Regions from separate parts of the Mus musculus genome. Here region 1 is linked to region 2. A link is a loop called in an ENCODE intact Hi-C map of the cell type or tissue named here. Cell type or tissue: heart. All regions are shown on one strand. Links, peaks and the distances in the headings refer to the core of each region. The heading gives the core; the rest is flanking DNA.

The links. Peaks named below come from ENCODE experiments on the same cell type or tissue, not always from the same donor. Only the 100,000 strongest peaks of a DNase experiment are listed, where the experiment ranks them.
Region 1: it touches region 2 in a loop (2.7-fold over the local background); 10 of 42 quality-filtered maps call a loop at or near these places.

The regions. Positions count from the first base shown.
Region 1 is chr11:97,208,246-97,223,379 of GRCm38, reverse strand. It overlaps Npepps (aminopeptidase puromycin sensitive), which reads left to right. Exons shown (of 23, transcript NM_008942.3): 17 at 210-429; 18 at 4,730-4,872; 19 at 5,533-5,589; 20 at 9,502-9,609; 21 at 10,193-10,348; 22 at 11,053-11,100. Among named protein-coding and RNA genes, the nearest start is that of Kpnb1, 28 kb to the right of the region's middle. In heart, for the core only: a CTCF peak has its summit at 7,370 (motif pointing left); no DNase peak of the experiment used is centred there.
Region 2 is chr11:97,302,182-97,317,315 of GRCm38, reverse strand. It overlaps Gm31005 (a long non-coding RNA gene), which reads left to right and starts at 6,211. Exons shown (of 4, transcript XR_389002.3): 1 at 6,211-6,417; 2 at 7,364-7,480; 3 at 14,781-14,847; 4 at 15,009-15,134. It overlaps Mrpl45 (mitochondrial ribosomal protein L45), which reads right to left and starts at 1,600. Exons shown (of 8, transcript NM_025927.4): 1 at 1,377-1,600; 2 at 392-569. The coding sequence starts at 1,442. In heart, for the core only: CTCF peaks have their summits at 5,748, 6,719 and 6,936 (motif pointing right); DNase peaks (open chromatin) are centred at 5,715, 6,135, 6,925 and 7,765; H3K4me3 peaks cover 2,463 bases; H3K27ac peaks cover 2,500 bases.

The DNA.
Region 1 (15,134 bases), core at 6,288-8,787, 95 kb after region 2:
TTTAAGGTGTTCTTTTATAGATAGCAAGGAAATTAACAAAAGATGTTGTCATGATAGGATTTTTATTCTAACAGTATTCTGAACTTACTTAGCCTCGTTTTCTTAAACCAAGAGAATTGCTAGCAGTAGATAATGCCACATGCATGTTTGTTTTCTTTTGTCTTGTTGAGTCTGAAGGCTGAGCTGATTTGTGTTTTTTCCTATCCCAGGCTCGAGCTGGCATCATTAGCACTGTAGAGGTTCTAAAAGTCATGGAGGCTTTTGTGAATGAGCCCAATTATACTGTATGGAGCGACCTGAGCTGTAACCTGGGGATTCTTTCAACTCTCTTGTCCCACACAGACTTCTATGAGGAAATCCAGGAGTTTGTCAAAGATGTCTTTTCACCTATAGGAGAGAGATTGGGCTGGGACCCCAAACCTGGAGAAGGTAATAGATGAATGTACTATCTGGGGAAGAATCTAAAGTTAGTACTTTCTATTCCTGTGTGGTTGACAGTTAGCAGCATCTCTGTATCCAGATTTTAGAGTATATTCAGTTGGTCAGAAATGTAGTGTTCTGAACCTGCTAGTGAAATTGTTACACCATCACAAAACAGTAGCTCACGTACCTTGGAACCTATACTGACTCTCCTGCCTCAGCATAAATCTTCACACTTGGCAGGGTTCAGCTTTCCAAAGTAAGAATTTTAATTGCTTTCTGCCTTTCTATGATTATGTCTATAATCATGTTCCTTTTAAAACAATTGTGATTTAAATGTTGAAAGTGGTAATTTGGAGGTTTTAAATCCATTCACTTGTCGCCATCTGCTTACTAAATGAGGTGTTCTCTCCTGAATAATCTTAATCTAGGATTTATTTTATTTTATTTCTAAAGATTTATTTATTTTATGTATATGAGTACACTGTTGCTGCCTTCAGACACACCAGAAGAGGGCATCAGATCCCATTACAGATGGTTGTGAGCCATCATGTGGTTACTGGGAATTGAACTCAGGACCTCTGGAAGAGCAGTCAGTGCTCTTAACCACTGAGCCATCTCTCCAGCCCCCTTATTTTTTTTTCTTCTTATAGCAATGGGTTTACCCAGGAGCCTAGTCTATGCTAAACTCTGCTAGTGATCTACTCCCAGACCATTACATTGATCTGGGATTTTTAAAAATAAGAACAGTAATAGTATCCAGTTCTTGCCACTGCCTTTCCTTCATATTCACCTAATATTTATGTAACTAGTAAAAGGCAGGTGCTATTTTACAAACTGGCAGTCGAGATAATCAAAGCATTGTCCTGTATAGCTTACATTCTAATGGGAGACACAGCAAATTATATTAAGGTAGAGTATAGATTCACAAGTAAAATTAGATAGTATGAATAAGGAGTGCTAAGCCAGTGTTTGATAAAGTAGTTGGAGAAAAACCAACCCTCCCTAATAACTGATCTTCGAGCATAAATGGAGAACTGAGAGAGAGAGCTACAAGTGCAGAGCAAACTTGGTCCAGACCAGAGGGCCCAGCAAGTTACAAGAATCTAAAGCAAGAGCATGCCCAGAGTGTTCAATGAAAAACCAGAAGGCTGATGAGGTCAGGACTGGGGAAGAGGTGAGAGGCCCATGGCAAGTCAATGACTCCCTTACAGGGAGGCGGCCTGAAGCAAAGTTCCTTGTTTTTCACATTTTGATTCAAGATGCTAGTTTTAGAAGTTTTGATCAGAGGAACATGATTTAATTCATGTGACTATGAAACTGAAGGGAAATCATTTGGAAGGCTATTTGAGTATTCCACTTGGTTGCCGTTAGCACATAACAAGTGATGCCTTCTCTCTGTGGTTTTGGAGGACTGAGTGTGGTAAAAAGAGGAATCAACAGATTAAGGCTACTTATCTGACGCCGGGCGTGCTGGCTCACGCCTTTAATCCCAGCACTCGGGAGGCAGAGGCAGGTGGATTTCTGAGTTCGAGGCCAGCCTGGTCTACAAAGTGAGTTCCAGGACAGCCAGGGCTCTACAGAGGAAAACCAAAAAAAAAAAAAAAAACCAACAAAAAAACCTACTTATCTGGCCCACAGTGGCACATACCTTTAATCCTAGCACTTGGAAGGCAGAGGCAAGTGTATGTTCTTAGTTGAGGACAGCCTGGTGTACAGAGCAAGTTCCAGGACAGTCAGGGCTGTTGTACACAAGAACCATGTCTAGAACACACAGACACACACCACTCATGCTCCCCTCCCCCAAAAAATACTACTTGTAGAGGGACAGGCACAAAGAGTTCCAGGTTCCAGGTCAGCCAAGGGAAAACAAGATTGTCTATAGACGCAGGTTTGGTTGCAAAAAAGAGCCAGATTGGGTTCATTTGCTACATTTGAGAGTGCCTGGAGATGAAGGCTAGGTAAATACAGTTGGAGCTAATAGCATGTAGTTAGGATTTATAACTGTGAAACTAGAAGAAACCACCTAAGGACTAAGAATAGAGAGATGTTTGAGGACTATAGCTAAATTCAAGAGTTAGAGATTGGCAGAAGAAAAGCTAAGCATGCCTGTAATCAGGAAGCAGAAACGTTCAAGGCCAATCTGGTTTACCTATGGCTCTTTTATTTCAAGAAACAAAGGAGAAAAGAGGCATGGTGGTCCACACCATTAGCCCTAGGAGGTAGAAGCGGGAGGATCAGGAGCCATCCTCAGTGTCATAGAGAGTTAACCACCGCTCTGGGTTATGAGGCTCAGTGAGAAGAGGGTGAAGAATCACAAAAGAAACTGACTGGCCTCTGAGGAGCATCAGGAGAAAGTAGAGTGGCCCATAATTTCAAAGTATTGTATTATAAGGTCGAGGGAAAGTGGTAAGCTGTGTTGGTTGCCACAAGCAGAAAGTAATAGAGAATTAACAATTTTGGTTAACAGATTCTGTGAAGTGGTATGCCTATAATAGATTCTCCACAGTGGGAGGAATTGGAGACAGTGTATATAGACAACTCTAAAAGGAATTTTGTTGGCCACAGAAATAGACTTGACGTGGGATTGGAGAAGAAATGTTCTTTAAGGAGAGAATGACACCAGAGTATATAGGGAAGTTGAAGGTTATCAAGGGGAACAAAATGCAGTGGTACTAGAAACGTGTGTGTGATGAGAAAGGTAGAAGGTTACTGCTGTATGGCAACTGAGTCATTGAGAGGAGTCCAGACCCAGCAAGTCGTTAGCTTTAGAGAGAGCATACATAGTGACAGCTCAGCAGAGGACTTCCTGGATGCCGCACTTGTCTGTGGAAATAATAATGTGTAAAATCTTTGATTTGGAATGAATACAGGATAAATGCCTTTGTTCTGTAGCTGTACAGACAGGGGGATTAAAGAGCAAATAGTTCTTATGTTGCTTTGACCTACAACATAAGTCAGTAGCAGATTCCCAGTAAGGGCTGGGGAGATAGCTCGGTTCTGTTTCTAAGAGTGCATACTTGAAGACCTGTGTTTAATCCCAGGAAGATAGCCTGGAGCAGTGACATGTGCTTGTGGACCCCCCTCCCCGCCCCCTCGCACTGAGGAAAGAAGTAGATCTGTAGGGTTCCATTCCAGAGAGTGATAATGTCTTCAAGAGTGAAGTGGCCGGGGTTCTGGCACACAGCCTTATCTCAGCACTCGGGAGAAAGAAGAGGTAGATCTCTGTGATGTTGAGGCCAGCCTGCTCTTCAAAGAGAGTTCCTAGACAGACAAGGCTAAGGAGTAAGGCCCTGTGTGAAAAATAAAACACCCAAGGTTGGCCTGCCCTCCACATGTATGGACATAGAAATATGTACCCATATGTACACACACACACACACACACACACACACACACACACACGCTGTCACAGGAGCTAGAGAGCTGGCTTAGCAGTTAAGAGTCCTTATAGCTCTTGCAGAGGACAAGGCTCAGTTCACAGCCATCTGTAATTCTAGTTCCAGGGAATCTGACCTGCCTTGTAGTATAAGCTATCTGCCCAAATAAAATTACTTGTCAGTGCAAATACCTCTGCCATGCTCTGCCACAAAGCTGCATCCCTGGTGCTTTCATGGCGGTTTTTATCAGTGACAGTGACACTGAGCTGGAGGTATGGCTTTATCACAGTGACAGTGACACTGAGCTGGAGGTATGGCTTTGGTAATTGTGCTGTACGGGAGGATGAATCCATTGAATGTTTACTTTAAAATCTAAGGCTTTAGTTTATTGAACAAAGAGCATTTTTTAAAAAGCTTTGAAGAGCTGGAGAGATGGCTCAGCGGTTAAGAGCACTGACTGCTCTTAACCAGAGGTCCTGAGTTGCTGAGTTCCCAGCAACCACATAGTGGCTCAGAACCATCTGTAGTGGAATCTGATGCCTTCTTCTGGTGTGTCCAAAGACATGACAGTGTACTCACATACATAAAATAAATAAATAATTATTAAAAAAAAAAAAAACCTTGAGTGAAACTTGTGTGATGTAAGTCTTTCCTTTTCACGTGTTTTTAACAGTATAGCTACATTACTAGGCTCCAGTATCTGGTACCTATGAGTCCACACAAAGTCAGCAAATTTGTTTGCTTGTCTAGTATGTTTATTCCTTTCTTCTTACAATTTGATAAACTAAATCAAGTATTCTCATAAGTACTAGAGTGATCGATTGTGTTTGTTTAAGACCGTAGACTTGGTATCACAGTTACAACGTATGTAACTTGTGCATTATCAAAGCAGGCTTCTCAAGTTGTCTGTGTCTTCACTTCTCCACCAGGTCATCTAGACGCACTCCTGAGGGGCTTGGTGCTGGGCAAACTGGGAAAAGCAGGCCATAAGGCAACTTTGGAAGAAGCCCGTCGTCGGTTTAAGGAGCACGTGGAAGGGAAACAGATTCTTTCTGCTGACCTAAGGAGTCCTGTGAGTTATTGTAATAAATTCCCCTGACAGCTGGGTGTGGTAGTATACTCCTTTAATCCCAGTACTCAGGAGGCAGAGACAGAGGTCAGCAAGTGACCCTGTCTGGGGGTTGGGGGGGGGGGGAGATAATAATAAATCCCATTGAATTGTAGATATGAGTTTTAATTTGTGAGTTAAAATTGGCCTAAAAACCGACACTCACACCCTGTCTGACTGTAAACAAAGGCTGCTTGGGTGGTTTGCAGCCAGCCTCTCCTTTGTTTCTCCAGTAGCACATCAGTGCTGCAAGGTGACTAACTTGGTGCATTTCTGAGAGAACTGCTACAAGATATTGTCTGCACATGACAGCCCTGTGTGATTGTCCACCACCAGTGACTGATAACCATAGTCTGTCTGTCTGTCTGTCTCTGTATTGATACGTAACTATAATTTGTAAACTGGCCTTGTAGCCCAGTTTTGTTTTACCCATACTCTTACTGTGTATCCCACAAAGGCATTGAACTTAGGATCCTTTTCCTTTCTGACTCACCCCCAACCTCCAGTTGTACAACAGTAGGCCTTTGCCAACATGCCCGTCTTCTTTTTATCTTAGCATCAGACTCTTTATAATGAAATACTTATAACTTAAATGACTTCCTTTTTCCTGGTGTTCTTTTGTAGGTCTATCTCACTGTTTTAAAGCATGGGGATGGCGCTACCTTAGATATCATGCTGAAGGTGAGTATATTTGGGAAAGGTCTCCAGACGTCTGCATTTGAACTTGGATGTGTACTTAGAGGTGGAGGAGAGCCTGGGCAAAGAGATAGATGTGCTGGATTTGGCTTGTAATCTCAGGTAGTAAGGAGATTAAAGCAGGAGTGCAGAGAGTTTAAGGTCTACCTGGACTACAGAAGGAGTTCAAGGACAGACTGGATAACTTTGTGAGATCCTACTAAGACTAAAATGTAAATAGCTCTGGGAGTTGAGCATAATGGGGAAGCTATTAGTCTAGCATGCCCGATGGAGGCGCAGATCCCAGTACCACAGACCCTGGGGTTCAGGTTTATTTGTTGGTTTTCCTACACAACTTCAGTATCTAGCTGACCCTTCACCCTGAAATGTAAGGCTGATCCCACGTCCTCATGCATGTCTGAGACAGGGTCTCAGGTAGCCCAGACTGACACTGAAGAGTGGCATTGAATTCCCGATCCTTGTGTTTCAAGTGCTGAAATTGCAGGGGAGCCACCTATGTCCAGTTTGTTTGGTTTTTCAAGACAGGGTTTCTCTGTGTAACCCTGGCTGTCCTGGAACTCACTTTGTAGACCAGGCTGGCCTTGAACTCAGAGATCCGTCTGCCTCTGCCTCCCGAGTGCTGGGATTAAAGGCATGGGCCACCATGCCCGGCTCTATGTCCAGTTTTTGTTTGTTTCTTTCTTTTGTATTTCTGAAGCCAGGGGTTCATTTTAACCCAGGCTGTGTTCCATCTCACTTTGTACTTGAAGCTGACCTAGAACTCTTATCTTCCTTGCATTTCCCCTTGATGCCAAGACTTTGGAGATCATAAGCATGAGTCACACCTGCCTCCACCATTTTATAAAGCAAGGTTCTTCAGGTTGCCCTTGAAATCGATTTACCCAGTTACGCCTTCAACTAATTCTTCTGTAGCCTCCCAACTTTCTTAATGCTGTGACCTTTAATATAGTGTCTTGTATTGTGGTGATCTCCAACCATAAACTAACTTTTGCTAATGTTATGAATTGTAATGTAAATATCTGTATCTAATTCTCTTAGGCATCTCCTATGAAAGGGCCACCTAGTACCCCTGGAGTAGGTGGGTACTAGGACCCACAGATTGAGAACCACTGGACTAGATGTATAAGCCAGATTCTTTAAAACTTCCATGTGAAAGCCAGGCATAGTGGCCATTGCCTTTAATACCAGCACTTGGGAAGCAGAGACAGGCGAATTAAGGCCAGCCTGATCTACAGAATGAGTTCCAGGGCAGGCAAGGCTACACAGAAAAACAGAAACCTTGTCTCAAGGGGGAGAGGGAAAAAAAAAAGCCAAAACTTCTATCTAAGGGGTAAAGTTGTCCTCTGATTTGCACAAACATATACACACATGCAGCACAAAGTTTTTTGTTTGTTTGTTTTTTACTTTGTTTTTTTGTTGTTTGTTTGTTTGTTTTTTGAGACAGGGTTTCTCTGTATAGCCCTGGCTGTACTGGAACTCACTCTGTAGACCAGGCTGGCCTTGAACTCAGAAATCCACCTGCCTCTGTCTCCCAAGTGCTGGGATTAAAGGCGTGCGCCACCACTGCCTGGCCAAAGTTTTTTGTTTGTTTGTTTGTTTTTTAAATCAACTTTTAAAAACTGGATGGCGGGCTGGTGAGATGGCTCAGGGGGTAAGAGCACCCGACTGCTCTTCCAAAGGTCCAGAGTTCAAATCCCAGCGACCACATGGTGGCTCACAACCATCCGTAACAAGATCTGGCGCCCTCTTCTGGAGTGTCTGAAGGCAGCTACAGTATACTTACATATAATAAATAAATAAATCTAAAAAAAATAAAAATAAAATAAAAACTGGATGGCACTTTGCTTTTTTATATGCAAGGATCTGGGTTCCATTCCAGCATGGGAAAGAAGAGTCAGAGAAAGAGGGAGGATGAGAAAATGAGATGTTAGTGGTACTTGAGACAAGTCCTATCCTGTCCCTGTGCATTCATTTCCAGTCTGTTAAGAAAAATCATGGTGTCTATATTAGAGGTGGGAGGGTCAAAATAAGCTCACGTCTGTCATCAGGTAATTATGTAAAATGTGCCTAAATAGCCAAGTCACCCATCAGAACTGTGTATTCATTAAAAGATTTACATGTAAGCTAGGCATGTTGGCACTCACCGGTGAGTGGAGCACTTGGAAAGTAAAACTAAGGAGATCAGGAGTTCAAGGTCATCTTCAGCTACACAGAGAATTCAAGGCCAGCTGAATTATATGAGAGCCCTGCCTCAACAACAAACACGTCGTTCTCACTAGTTCTGGAGGGATCACTTAATGGTTAAGGGTACTTGCTGCTCTTACAGAAAACCTAGGTTCATCCCCAGCACTCATGTGGTGGCTTGCTTTCCATAACTCTAGTTCTGTGGGGTCTGGCACCGTCTACTGGCATTGAGGGACCAGATGCACATACAATGCACTTACAGGCAAACCCTCATGTACATAAAATAAAAATAAATATGTCTGCGATGAAGCGATGGCCCAACAGTCAAGAGCACTGACTGCTCTTCCAGAGGTCCTGAGTTCAATTCCCAGCACCCACATGGTGGCTTACAATCAAACCATCTGTAATGGGGTCAGGCGCAATCTTCTAGTGTGTCTGAAGACAGCTTCAGTGTACTCATATACATAAAATAAATAACTTTTTAAAAAGTGATGGGGGAGTTCTAGACTATCCAGGTTTGCATAATGAGACCTTGAATCAAAACAAATACATAGTCTGGGTTTTGTATTTTCTTTCTTTTCTTTAAATGTGTATGAATGTTTTGCCTGCATATATGTCTTTGTACCACATGTGTGCTTGGTATCCTGCATAGCTCAGAAGAGGACTTTTGGTCCCCCCTGAAGCTAGCATTAACAGGCAATTATGAGCCACCATGTGTGTGCTGAGAACCAAACCCAGGCCCTCTGCAAGAGCAGCCAGAGCTCTTAACTTCAGAGCTACCTCTCCAACTCCAAATAATCCTGTGTGACTTTCAGGGTTGAAGAGATGGTTTTGTAGGTAAAAAGCTTGCTGCACAGCAAGAAAACCTCAGTTTGGAGTCCGGAGTCCGTGTGCAGTGGTGCACATCTCTTTCACCCAGCACAATGGGCAGAGGTAGTCAGCTTACGGGCCGACTATTCTAGGTGAAATGGCAAGTTCCAGATTCACTGATAGATCCTGACTCTACAAACAAGGTGGACTTCCAGTACAGGAAGACTCTTGGCAGTAACCTCTGCCCTCCACAGGTGCACTCGTGGGGAGCAGAGCCAACACAGGCACATGGACACACAGATACACATTTTAGGCAACATTCTACAATATATCTTTTTGTTTTGTCTTTTTTATTTTGGGGGGACAGGGTCTCATTTAAAAAGGTTGGCTTCAAGCTGTGTTGCCAAAGATGTCCTAAAATTTCGGATCCTTCTGCCTCCACTTCCCCATTATTAATGCATTTTTTTCTCATTTGAGTAATTAACAGCATCCAGCTACTAGATGTCTAGATTATTTTCAGCTTCACGGGCTAAATTAATGATAGTTAATGATAGTTTAGTGATAGTTTATTTATCTAATACAAAGCATTAGCCAGGTGTCAGTGATGTAAAGACTGACCATGGCAGACTTACTCTTTAGACCTTTATACTAGCCTGGAGACCGAGACGTACTATCTGACTAACACACACCTGCATCTCGTGGCTTACTACTGTGGCAGATGTAGGGTTTAGTGCCCAACCACAGTAGCAAAGTACTAAGTGGTGTAGTGCAGTGCCCCACCAGTCAGTCCTACCCAGGGAGGAGGCAGAGCAGAGGTTCCACCTCAGTGGAAGAGAAGCCGGTATGAACATGCCTGGAATCCAGGGAAGAGCTAACTGTTCATCTTTATTTTTTTCCCTGTAGCTTCACAAACAAGCTGATATGCAAGAAGAGAAAAACAGAATTGAAAGAGTTCTTGGGGCTACTCTTTCACCTGAACTGATTCAAAAAGTCCTTACTTTTGCACTTTCAGTAAGTAATATGTTGGATTGCAAGAGAACTGCTGCTGAGCCATGAGGTGGGGGCATGCGCCTTTAACCCCAGCACTCATGGGGCAGGAATAGGAGGATCTCTGAGCTTGGGGCCATCCTGGTCTACAGAATGACAGCTACATAGAGATACTCTGTCTGGAAAAATGAAAGAGAACTGGTGTTCCATGATGTGTGTCAAGTGTCTGACTCGGCACACCCCTGATATTTTGGGGAAGCTGGTCGGAGCGTTTGTTTTTGTTTGGTTTTCATTTTATTATTGCTTTATTTTGTATGGCAGGGTTGGGATGGGGATGAGAGGAGGTGAGTAGGTCGTCCTTCCATCTTGTGGTTTCCAGAGATTGAGTCAGGTTGTGAGGCTTGGCTACTGTGCTGACCTGCCCTCTCCCACTAGTAGTGAGAATTAGAACAGGTTGAAGAGAAAGTGGAGGCCTTTGGAATCCCTTTCCCTCCCTGGGGTGAGTGCTTCCCCTGCTGTTGCGCAGTTTTCCAACAGTCTGTTGTATTCTCTGGTACCAGGAGGTACTCTAGAGAGCTGGGCTGCTAGTTCTTTTTTTTCGCCTTAGGAAGAGGTCCGTCCGCAGGACACTGTGTCGGTGATTGGTGGAGTGGCTGGAGGCAGCAAGCATGGGAGGAAAGCTGCTTGGAAATTCATCAAGGACAACTGGGAGGAGCTTCACAACCGGTACCAGGGAGGGTTCTTAATATCCAGACTAATAAAGGTATGTAGGAGTCTTGAGTAGCTTGCTAATCTTGAATGTTATTGAATGATTATCCATGATCCATTAGACCATTGGTTCCCAACCTTCCCTAATGCCAACACTTTAATACTGTACCTCATGTTACAATGACCCCCAACTACCAAATTATTTAACTGCTCCTTTATAACTATAACTTTGCTACTGTTAGGAATTATAATGTAAATACCTGCTGTGCAGGACATCTGCTGTGTGACTCCCGTGGGTCGTGATCCACGGGGTGGGAACATCTGCGTTAGAGAGTTCGGCTCTTTGTTCTTCCCGCGGTTCTTCAGCCGGCCGCCGTGGACTGTGCTTATAACCTCGGCACTGCAGAAGCTGAGACGGGAGGATTGCTTGGAGTGTGAAAGTAGCCATGGCTATATAGCAAGACCCAAACTCCCACTCCTACCTTCAAATAAAGGGTTCCTCAAGGGCTGTGCTTGCAGCTCACTCATAGGCCTGTGCCACACTGGCTGTGAATTCAAGCCCCAGCAAAAAAAACACAAAACAAAAATCTCTCAAATAGTTACTGAAGTTTGTTTTATAAGCATGTACATCCCCATCTTATCTTCTGTGTAACAAACCAGAGTCGGGAGAACAGAATTGATTGTCTTTGGGGTAAGTGGAAGTTTCTGTCTAGTCTGTTTGTTTCTCTAAACTATTTAAAACCTCTGCTTTGTTTTCAGCTCTCAGTTGAGGGGTTTGCAGTTGATAAAATGGCTGGAGAAGTTAAGGTAAGGACAGTACTGTTCACTTCTCAGTTTTCAGTCCAGAGCATAAATGAACCTCCCTTTCTTTCTTTTTTCTTTTCCCTCCCTCCCTCTCTCCCTTTTTCCTTCTCCTCCTCCTCGTCCTTCTTCCCTCCTCCTCCTCTTCTCTCTTTCTCTGTCTTTCTTTCTTAACTTACTTTATTTTGTATATATGTGTGTGTTGCCTACATGTATATGTGTATGTACTCCATACTTGCTTGATACCCATGGATATCAGAAGAGGGCGGGCATAGGGTCCCCTGGATCTAGACTTCTGGGAAGTTGTGAGCCACCATGTGGAAGCTAAGGACCTAGGTCTCTGGAGCAATAAGTGCCTTTCACCTGAGCTGTCTCTCAAGCCCCATGAACCTTGTTCTAATGTTCTAAAGAGTGTTGGGGTGGTGCAGTTTTGTGGGTCCTTGTGTCTTAGACAGATTTGACTTTGCCTTCAATATCTGCAGAGTCTACAGTAGAGAGATAATTAGTTTTGTGTAGATCCTGACCTGGTAAATGTCAGCATTTGGGGGAAAGATTTATTCTGAGTGGGAAATGCAAAACTCCATTATACTATAAACTTCGTCATCATGTGTGCTGTCAGTACATTATCTGCTTGGAGGCAATACTGAGAGCTGTGATCTGGTTCATTGTGGGGACCATTGTTAGGGATAAGTTTTATAGCCAGGCAGAGTGGCTCAGACCTAAACACAGAGACAAATGGATCTGAGTCTGAGGCTATCCTGGTCTACAGAGCAAGTTCGAGGATAGCCAGGACTACACCTGTTTGAAACAAAAACAAAAAAACAAAACAAAGGGGAAGAAAACAGGAATACATTTTACTATTTTTTAGGTCTTGAGAAAACAGTGAAATACTTGATTTCAGATGTCATTTAATCTACATTGTATATTGTGTTATGTGAACAATTTCGTTGTAAAGGCAGTGGGGCTTTGAAGAAAAGACTCCTAAATAGGCTTAGGAAGCAGGGCAGTGGCAAGGTGAAGCTGGTAAGGCAGACTTAAGATTGCATGCAGACGGGAACACTGTCTCCTGCTGCTCAGGGTAAGGCAGGAGGACTGCTGTGCCTCAAGGCCAGTCACGCTGCAGTATGGAAGATAGTTTGAGAAGGTTGAGACACTCATTCTCCGAGCAAGAAAGACATAGTATAGTTCTTCTTCTCTGAGAAAAAGAATGGAGTCGTAGTGGGATTCCCAGTAAGCATTGGAGTGTATGGGGTGAGTTAGAGCTCTACTCTTGTAGCCATGCTGGCCTAAAAGTCACTATGAACCCCGAGTTGGCCCTGAGTTCATAATGATCCTCCTATTTCAGCCTCAGAAGTTCAGGGTTACATAATGATTTATGAGCCACCACACCTGGCTTTCGTTAATCGTTAATTCAACAGTATTTCTGTGTGTTCTGACCACCTAAGGCAGCATTTCTCAACCTGTGGGAGGAGACTGCTCTCAAATGACCCTTTCACAGGGGCCACCTATGAAAGGAGACCATCAGGAAATATGGATATTTACATTACAATTCGTAACAGTAACAAAATTACAAAGTAGCAATGAAAATAATTTATGGCTGCAGGTTACAACAAGAGAGGAACTGTATTAAAGAGTTGGAAGGCTGAGAGCCTAAGAGAAGAAAAAGAGCCAAGGATACCCTCCTTGTGGGCCTGCCTTTGAGCCCAGGACTTGGGAGCTGGGGCAGGCAGGTCTCTAAGGCTAGCCTGATTTATATAGTAAATTTAGGACAACAAGAATGTGTAGAGAGACTGTCAATGGGTGTTGGCCATGATAATGCTGGTGCTGTTTGCTGTGTCACTCCAGTCCTGAGAAGCCTACAGACCTGTTGTCTTCTTTGTAAATCAGGCTATTGGTATCTGAAGTTTACACCAGGACAGCCTTTGGCCATGTGCTGGTTTGTGTTTTCAGATGCTTTGATTGTGGTGAGAGCAGATGAACTAGCTAGAAAATAGCTTGGTAATTTTTATGTATATGAGTGCACTGTAGCTGTCTTCAGACACACCAGAAGAGGGCATCGGATTCCATTACAGATGGTTGTGAGCCACCATGTGATTGCTGGAAGGGCAGAGCAGTCAGTGTTCTTAACCACTGAGCCATCTCTCCAGCCCCCAGCTTAGTAATTTTTAATAATAATCTCAAGAGGCATGTTATTCTATGAAAAACGTAAAACTCTGAAGTAGAATTGGATTAGTAGCAACATTTTAAACTTGGTAGCTTATTGTGAGGCAGTTTTGAATCCTGAAGTGCCCCGCCTTGCTAAGTGCTCCTTTGTTTTTTCATCCAGTAAACGTTTCTCGGAGATTAGAGATGGAAGCTTAGAGCAGTTAACTTACTCAGTAGTAAGCCATCACCTAGACCAATCCTAGCCTCAGGTTCCATATACATCACATCTTAGCATTGGGACAGCACACTGTCATCTATGAAATTCATGCTGAGAGCCATGAACTCAGAAGCAATTCCCTTTCAGTGGCCTCACCTTCCAAATCCCATTAACAAACTGTATACAAGAGAGCTCGGTAAGGAATCTGCCTCAGAGGGAAGTGTTCTAGGTATTCTAAAAGACTGGGTTTTTTTTGGGTTTTTTTTTTTTTTTTTTTTTTTTTTTTTTTGGTTTTTTTGTTTTTGTTTTTTTGAATAGGAGAGAGAAAATATCCTGAAACATTTGGAAGAGTCCAGAACAGAGGAGGAAGAAAAAAAAAGTGGACTGGATGTGTCCAGAGCTGTCTGCAGGAGAGCAAGCCAGTAGAGCAGGGGTGGGGTGTGCTGGGAGGATAGTGGAGATAACATGAGTTGCTGGGGTGAGGAGGATACATGTCCTACAGAGAACAAAGGGTATCTGGGAGGTGAGAAGGGCTAGGGCACTAGCGTAGAGGCTGTGAAACATGTAACAGGCACTTGTGAGTGGGAACTAAGGAATCCTGGAGACCAGCATGAACTTTCATATGCAGTGTTAGCTACAATTCTGTTGCCCTGAGGAGACACCATGACCAAGGCAACTTATAAAAGAAAGCATTTAGCTGAGGTTTTGCTTACTGTGTCCCAGGTTTGGGCTATTGTTATGGCAGGGAACATGAGACAGTGGCTAAGAGAGACAACAACCCTAGGCCTGGCTTGGGCTTTTGAAACCTCAAAACTTTCCCCCAGTGACATGCTTCCCCTCTTAATCCTTCTAATCCCACCAAAGACTTGTATTCTCTGATGACTGAGGGAATAGTCATCAAACCCATTCACACCACAGGAGCCATGTGCCTCTGCCAGAAGCAAAGAAAGGCTCCTTTGGAGGACAGAAAACCCAGTTCACAGCTTCCCAAGGAACGCTGGCTTCTATCCCCAGGAATCCTTCTACAGGCCAACCTGAGCTCATTTCTAGACATGTGGAGGGCCTGAGACCTAATACATTTAACTCTTAGAAATAAGTTTCCAGAATATGAAGTGTAAGGGTAGGGGACATTTCCAAATGCTAGCAGCAGAATGTTAAAATGAGAGTCAGGGCTTTTGTCGAGTCTAGGTTAGGACCAGAGAGATGGCTCAGCAAGGAAAAGTGCTTTTGCCAAACCTGATGACCTGAATTGGATCTCCAGGATCCATTTGGTGCAAGTAGAGAACCCAAGACTTGTCCAGCTGTCCTCCATATCTCCTTGGGACACTCTAAAGGCCACAAATATGTTAGAGGCTCTACAAATGCTCTGGGTTTAAGAGCCATTCTTACAAAGGACCTGAGTTCAGTCTCCTGAACCCATGTCAGCCTCCAACGCCAGGGCATCTGAAATGCTCCTGGACTCACAGGCACACACTTATACTTAAATAAAAATAAGCCTTCAGCCAGGCGGTGGTGGCGCACGCCTTTAATCCCAGCACTTGGGAGGCAGAGGCAGGCAGATTTCTGATTTGGAGGCCAGCCTGGTCTACAGGGTGAGTTCCAAGACAGCCAGAGCTACACAGAGAAACCCTGTCTTGGGGTGGGGGGCGGGGAATCTTCAAAGCCAGGAATTGGTGGT
Region 2 (15,134 bases), core at 5,475-7,974:
CAAGTTCTGTAAAAACAAAACAAAATTGACTTTTTGAAATATAGTTTATAAAAGTAAATCATTACTGAGGGTGAACTTGGTGGTTCATTCTTTTTTTTAATCTTTTTAAAAAAGACTTACTTATATGAGTACACACTATAGCTGTCTTCAGACACACACACCTGAAGAGGGCATCGGATCCCATTACAGATGGTTGTGAGCCACTAATGGTAGTGAGGTTTCTGGGAATTGAACTTAGTACTTCTGGAAGAGCAGTCAGTACTCTTACCCGCTAAGTCATATCTCCAGCCCCACTTAGTGGTTAATTTATTGCTATCAATCAGAGTCTAAAGCATACACCAGACCTCTGACAATAGAGAACTGAACCAGGATCCCAGAAATAGTTCCTTACCTGTACAGGCCAAATGTATAGGGCGCTCCAACCGTTCCTGTGGAATGACCAATCCCGCTTTCCTGGCATACTCCAAAAACTCCTTCTCTGTTTTGTACTTGGGTTCAGGAGTTGGGGGTCTAAAACGGCTTTTGGTTTTAACTTGAACTACAGTTGTGGACTGAGTCACCAGAATGGGCTGGGAGATGAAAAAAAAAAGTTAGCGTATAGGTGATTTGGAAAGGATAAATCTATCTTGAGCAAACTGTTTGCAAAGTCTTATAGAAAGACATCCCATTAAAGAATGCTTCAGGAGTTATGAAATGACTATTATGGAGAAACGATATTACTTTTTGAACACCTAGGGATGGCTTTTGCCACAAGCCAATTAATAACCTGTATTCACATCAATCAACAGTAAAAACTTTCCTTTAATACATTCTGCAGTACTACTGTATACAGAGATGATTAAAGCAGAGGTCCTAGTGCCAAAGAACTTTCAGTTTAATTGTAAACCTCACTTAACCCATTTCTGAAAAGAGTGGAATGCTATTACTAAAGCATTAAACAAGATCTCCCTGGCATTTCCCCCACACTTCTGTTTTGCTTTTTCAGAAGCAAATTGCTTCTAGCTCCTAACTGACCAATAAACTTTTACGAAGTCAGGTGACCTTTTCCCTCTAGGATAAGACAAAACTCCTATCCTTTTCAAAAAAAAATTTTTTAAGAATGTAAAAGAGCTGGTTCATCTTCCAAGCCATTACTTTCCTTTTTAACATCTTCTCTCCAAAGACTAGAATTAACGTAAAGAAGCTTAATGCTCAGCCTCGTCTAGGCTGTCTAGAGAGACTTGTCTAGAGGGGATCGCATACACCTCAAATTCTTCTCCAGATGAAGTCTGACTCGTATGGTCCAAACTCAGCAACGCCCACAGCATGATTATTCCCCTCTACTCTATCCTCCTCTTTGTGTCCCTAAAAATTTCATTCGCTTCATTTCTACCCACCTGCCGAGACCACCATCCCAAAGTCCTGTATAAGGAGGACAAGCCCCGAGGTACGGGGGCCGCCATTTTGCTCGCGCAAAGGCCGCCGGGATGCTAGCCTAGCCGCAGATCACCGAGCCGGAGAAAAGGCGCAGAGGGCGGAGCGAGCTGGGGAGTGGAATTTTCCAGGGCGCGCGCCCCAGGCCGAAAGGTGAGTCGCGCGCACGCGCACGCTCTCCAGGGGAGGGGCGCGCGGGCACGCGCAGTGGGTTCGCGCGTGCGCAATGAAACCACTTTGGAAGTAGGGTAAACCGCACGGCTGTCACGCGCCAGTCGGAGACGGGGAGAGCCAGCTGCGCCTGCGCAGGAGGCTTCTGTGGGACTCTGGTTGCTGCATTCCTGGTTCCTTAACACATTGTTACACCTTATTTACAATCGGTGAAAAAAACGAAAAAGTGCTTCCCTCTGAAATCAGAAGCCTTTAAGATAAGTGTTTTCTTTCATTACAAGGAATTCACTGGAGGTATTTAGGGCGAAAATGATAGTTTCTGGGTGTGTTTCTGACCTCAAAATGCAGTATAACCTTAAACCTTTAACCAACCTAGTTTTCTATGTGAAAATTCTTTCATACCTTTCCGTTAGGGAAGCTGACCGCTGTGATTACTGAAAAGCAAAAGGCACGTGGGTTAACAAGAATCTGTCATTTCCCAAAACATATCATTTCCAAAAATACCACTTACCAAATTTGGTAATAACTGGTATTTCAAAATTGTTTACTAGGCGCCTGGCAATTTAAGCATTTTACATATATCAACTTAATCCTCACCACAAGCAATAAATATTCCTGCTTTTACATATATGGTTGGGCCAGAGATACTAAATATGTAATTCAAATTTAAACAAATAATTGGCAGAACTGAGAGTCAGGTACATAGAGTTTAACAACTCCAAAATCGCTTCACATTCAGTGGTTAAAGGAATCCCAGTGTGATAACCAGGTCATCCTGGAGCCACACAGACTATGTAACACATCCTAACCCATGTCTGCCTGGCCTCTGCTCAGTTTCTCGGCTACTGCAAGCTAATTCCCTATCAGTACCTAATATGATTTGGTTCACTCTGAGATGGATTCTTAGGTGGTCACTGTTACTTTTGATTAGCTGTTTTGGAAAATTTGAGGCATGGTGGCGCACCCCTTTAGTCCCAGCACTCGGGAGGCAGAGACAGGCAGATTTCTGAGTTCGAGGCCAGCCTGGTCTACAAAGAGAGTTCCAGGACAGCCAGGGCTACACAGAGAAAACCCTCCCTCAGAAAAATACAAACAAACAAAAACTAAAAAAGAAAATAGAAACTATAGAGATGGCTCAGGTGTTAAGAGTCCTTGCTGGGCTGGTGAGATGGCTCAGTGGGTAAGAGCACCCGACTGCTCTTCTGAAGGTCAGGAGTTCAAATCCCAGCAACCACATGGTGGCTCACAACCATCCGTAACAAGATCTGACTCCCTTTTCTGGAGTGTCTGAGGACAGCTACAGTGTACTTACATTAAATAAATAAATCTTAAAAAAAAAAAAAAAAAAGAGTCCTTGCTGCTCTGGCAGAGGACCCAAGTTCGGGTCCCAGCATCCACATGGTGACGCATATGCCCCTGTAAATCCAATTCTAGGGGATCTGATGCCCTCTTCTGGACTTTGAGGGCATTACACACATGGTACACATAAAGATAGGCAGCTAAGCATCCACACACATTTAAAAATCTCTTAAACAACAGTGAAAAGGAAATCCTATAAGGCAGACTTTTCTTTCCCATTTTTCCTAGTGAGACTTTTGTTTGTTTGTTTGTTTTGTTTTGTTTTTTCCAGACAGGGTTTCTCTGTATAGACCTGGCTGTCCTGGAACTCACTTTGTAGACCAGGTTGGCCTCGAACTCAGAAATCTGCCTGCCTCTGCCTCCTGAGTGCTGGGATTGAAGGTGTGCACCACCACGCCCGGCCTAGTAAGACTTTTAAATTGAACCTAAAGAATAGGAGTCCTTGTTAGCAGCAGGGTGTGTGTGTGTACATGTATGTATATGTATACACACAAACATACAACACACACACACACACACACACATATATATATATATATATATTGGGGGGGGGTTCAGACTCACGACAAGAGGCTAAGTTGGATATTTAATATGCCAAAGCAGACCTGGGCTCCAGGTTCTCCCAGCATCCCTTAGTCCTTACCTGTTACAGGGCATGGCTGGCATGTCCTACCCTCTATGCTGAAATTTCCAGCCCAGGGGCTGGACTTCCTATCACTCAGAGGCTCTTCATTATATAATAATCCAGACATTTTGGCTCCCCCCCACCCCCGCAAGCCAAGCCCTCTTTCTCTTCCCCCTCCCCTCTGTCTCTCCTCTCCATTGGAGGCTCACTCACATTATAACTGGAGCTCCAGGGGATCTGATGCCCTCCTCTGACCTCTGCAGCCACTAGGAATGCACCTAGTATGCACTATGCATACAGGCATATATGCACGAAAACCATACATATTAAATTAAATATATAGCTATATGAAAGTTGGGTGTGTAAAAAATAAATAAAAAAAAATAAATAAATAAAAAAAAAAAAAAAAAAAAAAAAGGGCTGGTGAGATGGCTCAGTGGGTAAGAGCACCCGACTGCTCTTCCAAAGGTCCGGAGTTCAAATCCCAGCAACCACATGGTGGCTCACAACCATCCATAACAAGATCTGATGCCCTCTTCTGGAGTGTCTGAAGACAGCTACAGTGTACTTACATATAATAAATAAATAAATAAATCTTAAAAAAAAAAAGAAAAAAAAAAAAAAAAGAAAGTTGGGTGTATCTGAAATTTGTGTCTATGTCAACACTGAAAAGTGGATATCTGGAGAGTTTGATGGCCAGCCAGTCTAAGCAAAAGGACAAACTTTTGGATTAGGAAGAGACTTGTCTCAAGACAATTTTTTTGTTTTGTTTTGTTTGGTTTGTTTGTTTGTTTGTTTGTTTTTGGTTTTTCGAGTCAGGGTTTCTCTGTGTAGCCCTGGCTGTCCTGGAACTCACTTTGAAGACCAGGCTGGCCTACGAACTCAGAGATCTCCACCTGCCTCTACCTCCCGAGTGCTGGGATTAAAGGCATGTGCCACCACAGATAATATTTTTGAGAGCAATAAAGAAAGACTCTGAAGTCTTGCTCTGACCTCTGCAGGAGCACTCATGGACATAGGCACATAGGCATGTTTGCACAATGATGTGTGTGTTACTCACACACATACACATATCACATACACATAAAACATACATATACACACACATCACACACATACATTTTGCTTTTTGCTTTTTGGGGTTTTCTTTTGAGGCAGGGTTTCTCTGTGTAGTCCTCACTTGTTTTGGAACTCACTCAAGTAGTCCAGGCTGGCCTCAAACCCAGAGAAGGCCTGCCTGCCTCTGCCTCCTGGGATTAAAAGCGTGTCCCATCACAGCCCAGCTCAGGTTTTATTTTTTAAATGGGAAGTTCTGAAATGTCTCTGAGTGACCTACATCTAGAAGAACACAGCTGATTTCGACAAGAACATTTCCCCGGAGCGCTGGAAGAATCTGATTATAAATAAGATGATTATTACAGGTAATTACTGCTTGAGAAATTTGTCCTTCCCTGACATATGAAGAGCACAAAGAGATGGGAATTATCCAAACAGGTGCCACAGAGGAAACAAGAATGGCGACTTCCTAGCTGATACGCTCCACTAATTTTAGCTAACAACATTAGGAAGGCTTCTTTGTCACCCAGGCCAACTCCCCGTGGGTCTCACGAGTGCTTAGGGATTTGATAGTTCTTTTTTTTTTTTTTTTAAAGATTTATTTATTTATTATATGTAAGTACACTGTAGCTGTCTTCAGACACTCCAGAAGAGGGCATCAGATCTCATTACGGGTGGTTGTGAGCCACCATGTGGTTGCTGGGATTTGAACTTTGGACCTTTGGAAGAGCAGTCGGGTGCTCTTACCCACTGAGCCATCTCACCAGCCCCCGATTTGATAGTTCTTGACAGGGCATCTTGGCCACACCTGATTCTCATCTATACAAAGGTGGTAATTCCACACTCAAAATTACAGAATTATTAATTCATTAAAAATCAAATGCGTTCGTTCCACCCTGGTTAGTTATGGCTCCAGCTTCCAAGCCTGCTGATATTTGAGATTTTTACAAGGAGCCTGGTAGGATGCTGAGAAGTGCGGCTGCCCTTGTGTTGGACACAGAAGAGAGACAACCTTGATCTAGAGACCACCCCGGTGCAGTGCCCCTAAACAAGAAATTTCCAGATATGAGCTGGCTCCTCACGGAAACCTAACCCGCAGTTCTTCAGTTCTCCTCTGGGCTAACGCTTAGCCACAGGAACACAGGAAGTTTCCATGGCTCAGAGTGATTCCTTCAGTTAGCGCTGCTGCAGAACTTCTGGAAGCTGCCTTTCTTTCTGCTTTATCTTTCCACTCTCCTTCGCTGCTGGGGACTGAGCCTTTGCCTCTGTGCTTGCCCTAGATTCCTCATTCCGAAGGCATGTTCAGGGACAGATCGATCTTCTTCACCCTGGCTCAGAAAGAAGCCCGTACTGCTGGAGAGGTCTAGAATTAATCCCTAGCCTCTCCTTGCTCCACTTTCTCCCAGCTGGCTAAATTAAGCAATCATCCTAAAAGGGAATTTCAGGCTGTTTGTGACTCTCTACCTCCACCCCACCCCACCCCACCCTGCGCACAGCGTGTTTAGGGAGGAGAGGGCAAAGCCCTTGGACGAGAGTAATCTCTTTCTAACCCACTTCCACTCGCAGGGATTACTTGTAGGGGGAGGGAGAGGGAAAGAGAAATAAATCGAAGCCTCAGTGCTGGGAAGAGAGGAGGAGACTCCAGCCAGGCCCTGAAGGGCTTTAGGCACGGGATTCCTGAGTCTGGGAGTTCCTTCCCTCCCCAGGGTCCGAAGGCTGGAAAGGCAGAGCCTTCGGGTTTGGCAGTAATAGGCGCAAGAGCGGAAAGGTTCATGGCTTGTGGGCAGATGAAGGTAAAAACTGTCCCTGCTCCTGTTTACAAGTTTTATGTCTTCATATGCTCTCAAGTCATGGATAAAGCCAGCTTATTAGCAAATAAAAAATAACAAGGGGAGGGGGGAGCTCTTCTTTGGGGACAAAGGAAACGGCCCCACTATCGCTGGCTTCTGCTTGTTCTGTGGCCTTAGATAAGTCACTTTGCATTTCTGATCACTAACCTGTCCTCAGTAGAAAAAAAAGGGGGGGGGGGGTTGGGGGCTTTCTCATGAATCTTAAAAGTCCAGATTCCCAAGTGATATGGATCTCCTTCTATGCCTAATGAACAAAGGCCCAGGAGGGTGGACCAGCTGACTCTAGTGGGCCTCGTGTGAGTCCAAGTCAGTCAGGCGCTTGACTGTCTCTAACCTGCACCCCATCCCCACACTCAACAGACACCCTCCCACCCCCCACCTCCCTGCAACCAAATGCGCGCCTTCTTTTGAGATGCTCTCCAGCAGATGGATGTACGCTAATGCTGAAAGCTTCCACTAGAGGGTACCAGGGCTGCGCTGGGATCTTAGATCGCCAAACCCGAGCAAGTCCGGACTTGTAAATCTCTGCTTTGGGAAGCACAGAGCTCTCTCTATTCAGTGCAGTTTGGTCTGATGGACTCCAACGGGGGGTTCTGGCGACTGATGCGGACCATGCTGTATGATTTCCAAATTCTGTGAGCAAATTACTTAAACCTGCGGTGGCCCATTTCACAGTTTGGTGAAATGGGGATTGCAAAATTCGACTTCACACGGAGTGATAGCGTTATGTATCCCGTGACTGTATAGCACGGATGACTGCGTTATTTCCGTGCTAGAGGAAAGTTTTGAGACTTGCTGCGGACAGGGAATGTTAGTGTTACAGTAGATGGGCTCGCAGGAGCCTGGAGTCCCTCCATACAGAAGTGTGGTCCTTTGCCATTTTCTTCAGCCTTACAGTTTTGCACGCCAATGCCGCTGGTTGTTCCGTCTTGTCCTTCAGCCACATCTCAGCACCACAGCGCCTAAACATGTTGCTCCTCTGTCTTTTATCTTGGTTTTCATGGAGGTGAGTTAAATGTCTACTTCCTACTCACGCCCCGGTGAAAACCCTCTTTAATTCCGCCTTGTGATTGCTGAGCTGCCACATATCTGCCTAGCTCTGGCTTTCCCTGTCCCTCTTCTTCTCTCCTCCATTCCCTTCTGGAGATTCTTGAACTAGTGAAGGTTTGGGAAAGGGGAAGGGACAGAGTGTCCAGGGCTTGCGTGTCAGTAGACACGTTACAGCCGCAGGGCAGCCCGGGGTGAAACCACAAGGCAGAGAGAGGCCCCAGGGTAGGCAGCTGACAGGCCCGCCCCCTTTGGCTCCTGCCTTTGCTGTCTCACCCCAGAATTTTCCTGGCAGGAGTGGGAGAAGTTGGTATCGAGTCCTTGAGCCCTGACTCATTCTCTGCCCTAGCTGGGTGCTCCTCAGTTATATCTCTCCAAGTATCTCTCCCGGGTTCTGGGTTAGCTACATGGCTGTGTCAGCTCAGACAGGAAACACCCAGAGAAGCTGAGACATATTACCTACTCATTTAATTCCCATCTGGGGGACCCCAACAAACTTAAACTTTGTACTAGTGGCTTTAAAACGAACAAGCCCTTCCTATATTGCTACATTTAGGACTTGGTATTTTTCAGATTGCTTTAAACAATCATGCTTAACTTTATTTAAAATATATATATATATATATATATAAAAGAAGTTGTAAGAAGTTGTGCAGAAGAAGGGGGAGGGGAAAATGGGACCAGGAAATAACACAGTGACTCAGGGCCCTATCTAGGCACATAACTCAGGTCTCCCAACCCAACTCTAAACTACATTCTTTTCCTTTACTGACTTACTCACAGACCATACTGATATTCTGGCTTTCAGGACGTTATAAAAATGTTCTTTCTTCTGTTGCCAAATTAACTTCTGTAGATTCAATAGAAAACCAATTGTCTTATGCCTCCCAACTCAATATGTCCATTTTGCTATTTGTCCTGTGTAAAATGTGAGCTAGACATGTAATTCCTCCTAGGCAGGTTGTCAAAAACACTTAGATGCAGGAAGACTGGTGTGGCAGTCTGCCATGCTGAGGTGACATTTTAGGAGACTGGAGGTTGGATTCTTGTACCATGAATGCTAAGAATCATGTTCTTTTTTTCCCTTTTTTTTTTTTTTTTTTTTTTAATAAATAATAGGGACTTTTTTTTTTTTAAGATTTATTTATTATATGTAAGTACACTGTAGCTGTCTTCAGAAGCACCAGAAGAGGGTGTCAGATCTCATTACGGATGGTTGTGAGCCACCATGTGGTTGCTGGGATTCGAACTCAGGACCTTCGGAAGAGCAGTCAGTGCTCTTAACCACCGAGCCATCTCTCCAGCCCCTTTTTTCCCTTTTTTTAAAAAATTTATTTATTTATTATATGTAAGTGCACTGTAGCTGTCTTCAGACACTCCAGAAGAGGGCATCAGATTTCGTTACGGATGGTTGTGAGCCACCATGTGGTTGCTGGGATTTGAACTCAGGACCTTTGGAAGAGCAGTCAGTGCTCTTAACCACTGAGCCATCTCACCAGCCCTTTTTTCCCTTTTTTTTTTTCTTAATTTTTTGTTTTGTTTTTCTTTTTGTCGTTGTTTTGGTTTTGGTATTTTCTTTTCTTTCTTTTTTTTTTCTTTTTAATTTTGTTTTGTTTTGGTAATTTCAAGGTAGGGTTTATGTAGTCCTGCCTGTCCTTGGAACTTGCCTGTAGACAAGGCTGATGTCAAATTCAGAGATCCCCCTGCCTCTGCATAGAGTTCTGAGATTAAAGGTGTGCACCACTTTGCTTGGCTTGAGAATTATTTTCTTACCTTCCCATTATTTAAAGTTTCAGGCTCTCTTAAACTAGGGCTGAGCTTCCCAAAGGCGTTAACTGGTTTCCAAGAAAGTCAATTTTAGCATTATCCTTTGGCAGAGGGAGTGGAGTCACTGCGCACAAGCCAGGACGTCCTTCCCAGAGCTTTCCAATCTGGAAGAAAGAGTTTCAGAGTTTCCAGAAGGGCTGCCTAATGGGGTGGAGCGGCGAGGAAGCCATAGACAGAAGAAAATCATGAAGCCGGAACCCTAAACCTCATTCATGGCCTGAAAACAAAATCAAAGTCTGGGGACACGGCCGAGCATTGCTGTGCCTCTTTATGCTCTGACCCTTTAATGGAATTTCTTGTTCCTTAATTCATCTTTCATTTTTCATTTTTCTTCCCTGTGTCTTCTTCAGTGTTGCTGGGATCACAGGCATGACTACCATGACCAACTACTCATTCATTTTTTTGAGACAAGGCCTCCATCTCTACTGACATTCCATTACAGTGGAGTGTAGAGTGGGGAGGTCTGGAAACTGTTGCTGAGGAAGTCTGGAAACTGCTGCTGACCCATTGTCCTTGCCTCAGGCCAGGTGGTGGGGCAGCTTCTGAGGCCTAGACTTGCCTGGAATTGCCCAGTTCTTGGGAACGGAGATTTAGGCCTAGTCCCTTAACTGCCAGTTTGAAGCCTGGCATGGAACCACCCTAGCCTTCTCACTGGTCATCGAAAGGCACAGCGAGATTGTGATCTCTCTCCCTCTCTCCCTCTCTGTCTCTCTCTGTCTCTCTTTCTCTCTCTCTCTCTCTCCTTTACATTCTGGAGTGGCAACTGAATTGAGTTTGTTGACATCTGAATCTTTTCACCCAAAATGTTGTCAAGCTTGTCCAGCTCCTTCCTGTGCAACTGATTTAAAAACAAAAACAAAAACAAAGCAAAACCCAAAACCACCACCACCACCAATAACAACAACAAAAAACCCTGCCATAAATGTCTTGATTTTATGCCAGTTAAATTTCATCTTCTTTAGTTTGGCATTTTGTTCTAATCTGTCAAGATAATTTGGCAAGATTGTAAACAAATGTCCAAAATATCACACCAGGTTGGTCAGGTGGTGTATGTCTTTAATCTCAGCACTTGGGAGGTAGAGACAGTCAGATCTCTGTGAACTTGAGGCCAGTGGGCTACAGTGTAAATCCAGGACAGCCAGGGCTCTGTTATACAGAGAAATCCTGTCTCAAAATTCAACAACAACAACAACAAAAATTCACACAGGTACTGGAGAAATGATGTATCCGTAGGAACACTTGAAACCTTGCAGAGGACCTGAGTTTGGTTCCCAGCACCCAGGTCAGGTGGCTCTCCACTGCCTGCAACTCCAGCTCTAGAGGATCTGACACCATCTTCTTACCTCCATGGGCACTGCACTCATGTGCACATACATATATTACATATCACACACAGACACACACGCACACACAACTCACAGTTAAAAATCAAAGCACCGGGCAGACCGGGCATGGTGGCGCACACCTTTAATCCCAGCACTTGGGAGGCAGAGGCAGGGGGACTTCTGAGTTCGAGGCCAGCCTGGTCTACAAAGTGAGTTTCAGGACAACCAGGGGGCTACACAGAGAAACCCTGTCTCAAAAACCAACCAAACAAACAAATAAATTTTAGTAAATAAAAATTAGAAGTAAGGGCTGGAGAGATGGCTCAGCGGTTAAGAGCACTGACTATTCTTCCAGAGGTCCTGAGTTCAAATCCCAGCAACCACGTGGTGGCTCACAACCATCTGTAATGAGATCTGATGCCCTCTTCTGGTGTGTCTGAAGACAGCTACGTGTACTTACATATAATAAATAAATAAATCTTACCAAAAAAAATTAAAAGTAAACAAACAAATCCCCATCATATCATAACCTAGAAGGATACACATTTATTTGTCTTTGAAAAAAGATTTTGAGCAAAGCCATGACTGGCCTCACACTGCAAATATGCTCCTGCTGCAACCGCCCAAGTCATAGGAACACAGGCGTGTGCCAATACCACAAAGCTATGTTGGCTGAAAAACATATCTACATTGTTTTCCAGGCGTGTTTTGTGTTTGAAATCCTACTTTTATCATCTGTCAGTCTATTATCTTCACATAAACACAAAGAACTTTGACTTTAAAAGTACTAGGGCGGTGCTGCCAAAGCTCCTTTCCCTACCTATCCTTCCCTCCTTCCTTCTCCCATCCCTCCCTCCCTCCCTCCTTCCTTCCTCCCTTTCCTCCCTTCCTTCTTTCCTTTCTTATGGGGGCTGGCAGGGTCTCACTATGTTTCTCTGTCGTCTAGCCTGAACTTCACAGAGATCTCCTTGCCTTTGTCTCCAAAGAGCTGGGATTAAAGGCTGTGCCACTATGCTGGCCTACCAGCTCTTTTTCATCTCAATCTACTAATAATCTTTTGTGTGTGTGTGTGTGTGTGTGTGTGTGTGTGTGTGTGTGTGTGTGTGATATGCTCTGTGAGAGAGAGAGAGAGAGAGAGCTCATGCATGCTCTACTGCACTTCTGGACCCTCTCCCGATATCTTTTGAGTTCAGTTGAAAAACTAATTCCAAGTCACATAACTGTGTAGGGACAAATAAGGCAGCAAGCCCTTGCCTACCCATTATCTGGATCGTGACCAATATAATATACGAAGAGAAAAGTAGGGCTGGTGAGATGGCTCAGCGGGTAAGAGCACTGACTGCTCTTCCAAAGGTCCTGTGTTCAAATCCCAGCAACCCCACCCAGCAACCCCATGGTGGCTCACAACCACCCGTAATGAGATCTGACACCCTCTTCTGGTGCTGTCTGAAGACAGCTACGGTGTACTAATGTAGAATAATAGATAAATTAAAAAAAAAAAAAAAAAAGACGAAGAAGAGAAAAGTAGGTCCAGACACATGACTTTAATCCTGGCATTCCAGAGGCAAAGGGAGGCAGATCTCCATGAGTTAGGGACCAGCCTGATCTACACAGCCAGTTTCCAGACAGCTAGGGCTACATAGAGAGATCTTGAGGAGCGGGAGGGGGAGAGGTATTTCATAGTTTGACAAAGATTAGAGACCTAAAGACCCGTTTACATGTTCTGTGAAGTTTGAACTGTAGCGCTGAAAGATTGGACACAAGGGTGTGACAGAAGGGTAATGGATGAGGGGGAAAACCCAGCAAGGCCTGTCTGTTGAGATTCCTGGTCTATGCGATGTTCTTCCTTACAGGGTGGGTGGGGTAATAGGTTACAATCTAAACGTAAGATAGAAGTTTCTTTATAGTCAACTCACAGAGAGGACAGGATTATTTTAAGCTTAAGTGGCTGGCTTTGGGAGAAAGGGCTGGTTTTCCTCTTGTTACTCTTGTGATCTGCCTTAGGGAGGAGGACTCCTACTGTCTGTGTAGCTTGCCAGGGAGAGCATCAAAGGGTCAAAAGCAAGCAAGGCAAAGGTCAGGAAGACACTTAGCCTCTGAGATCCTTATTTGGGGGTATTTTCTGAGTCATCTACAACTTTCTTTTCTTTTTTTCTTTCTTTTTTTTTTTTTTTTTGGTTTTTTGAGACAGGGTTTCTCTGTATAGTCCTGGCTGTCCTGGAACTCACTTTGTAGACCAGGCTGGCCTCGAACTCAGAAATCTGCCTGCCTCTGTCTCCCAAGTGCTGGGATTAAAGGCGTGCGCCACCACTGCCTGGCTCATCTACAACTTTCAAGCTCATTTTCTTTGCTTTTTTTTTTTTTTTCAAGCTCATTTTCTTACCCACATATTTCTGCACCTTTTCTATTAATTAATATTAACATGTTAATACTGCCAATCTGGGGCTGACCCATTAAAGCAACCCACATTACATACTTCTGAAGCTAAGTCACAAACAACTGTATATAAAAGTATCATTGAGGCCTTCCCTGGTGAAAAGACCCTCTTCAGCTATTTGGACTCTCCAGCAATTCGGAGGGAGGCTTTTGATCTCTGAAGTTCATTCCCTCACCAATCCCTGAAAATGTAGTCTAGGTTATTGTGTCTGGATGTCTTGATTCCAGCTTTCAACTTTGACTAGATTCTTCCCTTTAAGTCTTTCCAAAAAATTGCATTAATCAATGAATCTGTTGGCTTATTTGGTGTGTGGGTCTGTACGTGAGTTGCCTGCCTCCGTGGGAGAGTGTGCCATTCCTGCGCATGTGCAGGCCTCACAGCAAGTACGTGGAGGTCAGAGGAAAGCTTGTGGGGTTCCTGGTTCTCACCTCGCTGGGGCAGGATCCCTCATTCCTGCTGCTGCATACTTTAAGGTTGGACTGTCTTTTTTTGAGACAGGTCCTTAACATGTAGATCTGGCTGGCCAGGAATAGCTATGTAGACCAGGCCTTAGATTCACAGAGATGTACCTGATTCTGTCCCCTGAGCCCTGGGATTAAAGGCATACACCACCATGCCTAGCTAAATAAAGAAGTATTTTCAAAAAATATTATGAAAGCAGGCAGTGGTGGAGCATATCTGTCTATAATCCTGGAACTTGAGTTATGGAGACAGGAGGCTAGCCTAGGCTATTACATAAGACTCTATCTGGAAAGAAACTATATGAAAATGCCCTGTGTGTGATGGCTCACATGTGGAGACTCTGGACACTTCTGCGCCGGGTCCTCCTCTCAGTGTGAGTGCTGGGATTACAGACGTGAGGGTTGCAGACGTGAACGCCACTGCACTCGCATTGTGTATTGACTTCCTGTGTGTACTGAGCCAGCTATGTGGCCTTAGAGATCATTTCTTTCTTTTCTTTTCTTTTTTGTTTTTTTTTTCGAGACAGGGTTTCTTTGTGTAGCCCTGGCTGTCCTGGAACTCACTCTGTAGACCAGGCTGGCCTCGAACTCAGAAATCTGCCTGCCTCTGCCTCCCGAAAATAAAGCTGATTCTTAACTCTAACAGATGTTCTGCTCTTGGGTTAGTTTTACTTGAGTCCCCACCAATTTCCAATGTCACTGTTGTAATGGTCCCTGTACTAAAATCCAGCTCTTGGTCTCAGCCTTCCTGCTAGCTGATCTGCTTGGACTCCTTCAGCTTGTGGCAGAGAATGTGTGGGTTGGATGTACGGGGAAGCTCTTTCCCTCTGAAGCATGGAGCCTCTGTCTTCTTGTCTCTGGGTAGATCTTCCAAGGCAGGAAGCAGTTGGCCTGTCAGGCAGTCTCTTACAATCCTGGCACTCTGTGAAATTCAGGAGATGCCAGAGGCCAATTGAGGCAAGGCTATTCAAACATCCATTAAGACCCAATAACAGCCAGGCCTTGCTGTGGGTTGGTATACAACTTAATCAAGTCACACGTTGTTGAAATGAAACTGAGGCCTGGGTTGCTCTGGGTTGCTCGCTGCAGGAGAGTGCTGAGTGTCTAAATCGCTAGGGTATTGTTTGCAGGGGAGGCCGCCAGGGGAGAAGGGAAAGGAGGGTAGATGTTTATCCCTGGGTGTTTTTTTTTTTTTTTTTTGATTCTTAGAAACAGTTGAGCTTAAAGAGCTCCTACAGAGGGTGGTGCCTTTCACAGCTGAAGGCCTCTTCTTTAGGTGAGTCAAACACCTTGCCTGTTTATCTGGAATGGGGCGTGGGGGGAGGAAAGGGAAGGCGGGAGGGCAAAGAGTAGAGAGTAGTTGGGAAAAGTTCCAAGGCCTCTGAGTGTATGTGGGAGTGGTTGTGTGAAATGCTAATTCCTGCTATTGCTTGGCAGCCTTTCTGGAAACTGTGATGACAGCTACTGGTGGGAAAAATCACTCGGGAACAGAGCCATAGCCCTGCTTCTAGGTAACTGGCTATCACCTGAACCGTTCCTTAGGACAGACTACTGCTGATTCCT